Linked DNA regions of Mus musculus: region 1 is linked to region 2. Evidence: chromatin loops called from intact Hi-C (ENCODE). Cell type or tissue: left cerebral cortex. All regions are shown on one strand. Links, peaks and the distances in the headings refer to the core of each region. The heading gives the core; the rest is flanking DNA. Region 1 overlaps Gm32587 (a long non-coding RNA gene). Region 2 overlaps Ube2e2 (ubiquitin-conjugating enzyme E2E 2).

Region 1 (2,806 bases), core at 84-2,583, 380 kb after region 2:
ATGTCCGGCCCTAAAGTTCTTGTTTATAATTTTATGTGTATGAGTGTTTTGCCTGAATGTATGTTAAATGTACCATGTGATGCAGCACCTGAGGAGGACAGAAAATGGTGTCACGTGGAACTGAAGATGGTTGTGAGTGCCTGGTTTGGGTATTGGGAAGCAAACTGGGATCCAATGGAAGAGCAAAGTATTCTTAACAGCAAGACTTCTCTCCAGCCCCTAGCGGTCTGATTGGTAATCATCAGAAACTGATCAATATTTTTTATAAAAATGTAGATGATTCATCAAACCAAGCTTGGACCTGCCTCCAGCTGCCTCTCTTGCACATCTGACTTCTGGACCCAGAACCCAGGCACACACTGGGATCACACCCAGTTCTCTGAGTTAGCAGCCTCTGCAGAGTCTACTTGGTGCTTCCGACCAGGTCACCATATGACTTCTGCTCACGAAGCCTTGCCACTCCAGATTCGTCTCTGCCAGTTGCCATTACAGGATACCAAGAGCCAGGGGCTTCCACAGGAAAGCTCCATCCTTCACCATCCTGTAAGTTTCGAGTCCAAGGCACCTAGCTGGTTGGGTTTCCTCATAGCTCACTGACCCTGCCTAGTCTGCCTAGTCTGCCTAGTCCTGGGACTATCTCTTTGTCCTCACCCTTTTTCTCATTAGGACCCCAGTCAGATTGGCCCACCCCACAATGTCATTTTAACTTAATTACTTCTTTAAGTCTTATCCCCAAACACAGCCACCGCCTGTAGTTCTGCAAGCTAGGATGTCTGTGTATAGATTTCAAGACAGATGTGGGCCAGCCTCCAACATCAGCCACCTCACTTAGCCCGGCCCCAGTTCCTCTCAGGAGAGGACAGTTTTTCCTATGGAATTTGCAGAGACGAATGCTTCCTGAAGACCTAAGACTAAATCACTCTCTCCTTAAACTTGAGCAGGTGAACTGGTCTCTGTTGTTGGGTTTGGTTGTGAAGTTCCTCCAGTCCCCAATGCTCATGTGTTAAAGAATCAATCCCCAGAGGGTGGCACTATTGAGCAGTGACTAAATCACAAGAGTCTCAACCACATCCAGGGATTAATCCATTGAGGGGTTCACAGATGAATGGGCTATTTGGACGCAGAGTCTAAAAGAGGAAGTGACTCATCTGAAGATCTTCCTGGAAGATCCTTCCTGTCTGTTTTAAGGAAATGGGCAGCTTTCCTTGGCCACGTCCTCCGACCATGAAATCTCCACTAACACTTGTGGCAGATTCTCCCACCCTTTGGGGATGTAACACGTACATACTGTTTAGAAAAGGAAAAACTTCTCTATGAACATGATCTGCTCCCATCCTTTCCAGGGGCTTATTGCATCCATTTGTTAAGCAGATGGTGGTTGACGATACACACAAAGAGCAAACACATTTAAATTTTCTTTATTAAATCGAGGTAGGAAGATCATCTTGAGATGATTAAATTAAAGACCTTAAATAACTCATTCTGTAGGAAACTTACGGCCAAGCTGCAGGGCTATTTATTCAGTGACAAAAGAAATCACGGAGTCACAGGAAATGGAAGAGTCTAATTTTCCTTAGCAACAAAGACACAAGGATGCCCACAGACAGCCCGCAGTAAGCCACACACTGCCATGAGACTTAAAAGTGTATTCACAGGAGACAGATGTGGTACATCCACTCCAGTAGTGACAAGCGCAACAGGCCCCAAAAACCTGGGCGCTGTCCCGAGGTAAAAAGTTCATGGAAACTTAGTCTCCTGGAATCGTGGCATCCGGTATAACGAATGCTCCAATGTCCTTGCTTTAGTTGGCAAATGGATCTGTGTGCTTTCCCTTAATATTGCTTTATTTTAAGTGCCTCTATTTGACATATAGCTAAGTTAGATCCTAGGCAGTCCTTGATCCGACCCTGGGCATGTATAGCTAAGTCACTGCCCTACACAGAAATTTACCATTATCTAGGAAGAAGGAAGTTTGTGATCTAAGGAGGAACCAGATTAGATATTTAGAACTATAGATAACTGAGTTACACCCATACACAAGTATTTACAATGGCCTAGGGAGAAGGTGGACTATACAATAGACTAGAATAGGATCTATGGCAAGGGCACAAAGCCCTTGTCCCTGGCTTCTAAGATTAAGTGGACCTTAGGTGGGGCTGTTTTTGATCTCAGTTGTTTAACATTGAATTTTATCCCAGTTGGTTACTGCCAGTCCTTCCATGTTGCATTCCTCTGTTTTATGTAAGAATCCAGTAACTTCCCTATTTTCTTCTGTATAAAAAGTTTGATGCTTGATTTGACAAATTACATTCAGATCCACACTCCCTTGTGTCAAATCTGTATGTCACCCCAATTCCTGCCCGACTCTATGCCCATCTGCCAGAACCCCTGATTCCCATAGATTGAGGGGGGCTGATTAGGCCTGGTCCCTGGCACAGATGTGCCTGAATTTGGGGTACTTAGCACCTCCTTAGGTTACACCCAAGGAGAACATTACCTGTGATGTCCACACACCTATCCCGTCCCGCGGGATTCAGTTATTCATGGGTGCAAGGGGGACCACAAACCTGGAAGGAAATGGGAGGAAGGGAAGGAGAGGCAGGAGACCAAGTAGATTGTACCTATCAAGGTCTCATTTATTAGGCTGAGATGCCTTGTTTTAAAACATACATCATGGAGAATAGGGAGGGGTTGAGGGGGAATTTTACAAAGAACAAAGAAGTGGGCATCTGTTGACATGAGGGCCGAAGTCAGGCTCCAGGGGGCGTGCACTCTGCATCTTATCTCTGGAACATAGATCCTCCTT
Region 2 (2,806 bases), core at 1-2,500:
GAGTTCTTGTGTTTGCCATGTGATGGATTGCCTCAGGTTTAGGATACATAGAACAATTTCTCACTGATTTCACATCTCTTAAAAGTTTGCTCACAGTACCCTACCTTGAGAGCATCTAATCCTAAGAATGCTTCTTTCTGTTTCCCTGCTTATACATAAGCCTGCTTAGCTAGCATGCTATATAGCACATACTTACAAGGTTTTTAACTTTAGATATATTTTAACTCAAAGAAGCAAGCTGAGAAAGAATACAAATATTAAATCCAATAATAAGAATGTTAAAGTCAAATAAGAAAACCCAAGAAATATACTCAGGCTTTTAGAGCTAGACATGAAACATAGAGACATAAAATTTCGGTATTCTGTTAAGTGACTTTATTGCTCATAAAAGGTGTCTTAGCCGTGGGGAATGATGCTCTCCACTTACAAGAGAGAGGGAGAGCAGTCTCAATGTCCTGTGAGTGTGTGAGAGCTATTTGGACAGACTTACTGGATGTCATGAACAAAGGGACTAGGGATGAGGATGGTCATGTCATATGTAGTGTCTGTTGATGCTTTATCGCTGTGCTTCCTGCTTCTTCCAGTACTGTGCTGTGCATATTTGTCTTATAAGCTTCTCATAGAAAACTTTCAGTCTGTTAAAGGCCTGCATTTAGAAAAGCTACCATGGTTTTGAATAAACTCTAGGATGAGCTGATGGTGATGAATGTTGATCAGAAGTACTGGGTCATGCCTTTGAACTAGGTAATGATAATAATAAATTGTATTTGAAGTGTCTGTTTTTTGTGTGTACTGAAGTTTGCTCTTGACCATGTCAACAACAGTTTTATTTCAGTCTTAATTTAAGAGTAACCAAAATGGATCCTTTTCAAGAGGACTTTGGATAAAACTCTTTCTCTTTATCTCTTCCCTTCCCCATGTATGTGTGTTTTACCCTTGATGGTGGTGGTGGTGGTGGTAGTGCTGGTGGTGGTGATGACTCTAGTCACAGGCAGTCTCGTTTTTCAAAAGCATGTCTGAGCTGAAGCTATATGATACTCAAAGTGATTACTGGTGACTTGAGGCCCTGTAGAGTCTGAACATGACTTTTGTCAGTTTCATTCTAGGTCTGTCAGCTTGTTAGGTCATACAGGATGTGATAGTAAGGACCAACCTGGGGCTGATTATAATACAATGAGATTGGAGAAGGGCTATCCATTTCTCAGTGCATTTTTGTGTCACTATCTAGGTTATAACGGCTACCTAGGTATCAAAGTATTACGGGAATTGAGTTAGTCATCAGAGCTGCTCCAGGAGCATGAACTCAAAGCAAAGTGAATTCTGAACCTCTAGGGAGATTTCCTCCAGACTGGGAAAAAAGGAATCCTTCAGTGTCTCGGTACACTCTCTATCTGTTGTGCAACATGGTTGCCTAGTCGAGCTGGATCAGAGCCCACACCCTCCTAAGCTTCAGTTCTTATTTAGGATCACATGGTTTCTGTTCTGTTATCACAAAGGTTACTTAAAACAATTTCCCAGCTTAGAGGATTTTAAGCTTGGCTCAGCTCTAAGGATGTATTGATTGGATATTAGCGTGGCAGTACCACTCTCTCTCAGCCCTGTGCCTTTTTACACCGACTTGTCAGGACACTTTGCAGGTCTCTTTACCTGTCTGGACATCTCATAGCTGAGCCCAAAATGCTTCTCCCAGTGCCTATAAAAATTAGGCTCTCAGTCCTTTCTCTCCCCCCCCCCCCCTATTTAAAATACTTATTTTATATTCTGTGTATCGATGTTTGTTTGCATGTATGTCGTGCACCATATATATGCCTGGGTGCCGAGGGAGGCCAGAGAGGGTGTCATATCACCTGGAACTGGAGCTATAGCCCATTGTGAGTTACCATGTGTGTGTTAGGAATTGATTCCAGTCTCTCTGGAAGAGCAGCCAGTTTTCATAACCCCTGAACTCTCTCTCCAACCCCTTCTGGTTTATCTTGTGCCAGTTCTTTTGAGATATAATTTACCTTATAAAAGTAACCCCCTCCATTTTTGTAAATGCTGGCGGTTGAACTTTGCTGAGTGTGCACTGTCCAAAATGCCCCTCCAGCCCCAAGGCTGCCATCTTAAAAGGTATAACTTAGCCTAGGGATTGCAGGTAGCTCAATGGCAGCACCTGCCTATCATGCCAAGATCCTGAGTTGAGTCCTCAGCAGTACAAAGCAAAGCAGAACTCCGAGGCTTTTCTACTATAAGCACTAGTTAATTTAAGAATATTATTATCACTCAGTAGAAACTTTCTGCCCATTAGAAAACACTTTCCTGTACTGTCTCTACATTCCCACCATGTACCTGTCTAGACATTCCTTACAAATGAGCTTGTACAGTCTGGTCCTTCTGGCTGGCTTCGCTCACTTAGCATAAAGATTCAAGATCTTTCTGCTGAAGCTTGCAGATGCCAGACTTCATTTGTTTCTGTGCCTGAGGTATATTGTCATGTGGATGCACCATGCTTTACCCGTCAATTAGAGAACATTTGAATTGTTTTTACTTTCTGCCTTGTGAATAAAATTGCTACCAACATTTGTTTCTAAATTTTCCATGAATGCAGAGAAGAGAGGTTTTAGCAAACCCCAGAGTTATTTGTTCTATAAATGGGCAATTCTCATTTTTATACCTAATTATACTTCTTTTGTTTCATGGGCTCTGTTTCTCTTCATTATGAACATACCTTGTTGTAGTCCCTACCACAGCAGAATAAATGACATGCCATTCTTTAATCCAGGATCTAAGATGTCCACTGAGGCGCAGAGAGTTGATGACAGTCCAA

Evidence for each region. Peaks named below come from ENCODE experiments on the same cell type or tissue, not always from the same donor. Only the 100,000 strongest peaks of a DNase experiment are listed, where the experiment ranks them.
Region 1: it touches region 2 in a loop (4-fold over the local background); 4 of 42 quality-filtered maps call a loop at or near these places.

What each region holds. Positions count from the first base shown.
Region 1 is chr14:18,504,618-18,507,423 of GRCm38, reverse strand. All of the region lies in intron 1 of Gm32587 (a long non-coding RNA gene), which reads right to left. Among named protein-coding and RNA genes, the nearest start is that of Gm38620, 12 kb to the right of the region's middle. In left cerebral cortex, for the core only: a CTCF peak has its summit at 1,025 (motif pointing right); a DNase peak (open chromatin) is centred at 1,045.
Region 2 is chr14:18,888,405-18,891,210 of GRCm38, reverse strand. Ube2e2 (ubiquitin-conjugating enzyme E2E 2) reads left to right here. Exons shown (of 6, transcript NM_144839.2): 2 at 2,762-2,806. The coding sequence starts at 2,770. Among named protein-coding and RNA genes, the nearest start is that of Ube2e2, 4.0 kb to the left of the region's middle. In left cerebral cortex, for the core only: no CTCF peak of the experiment used is centred there; DNase peaks (open chromatin) are centred at 1,434 and 2,438.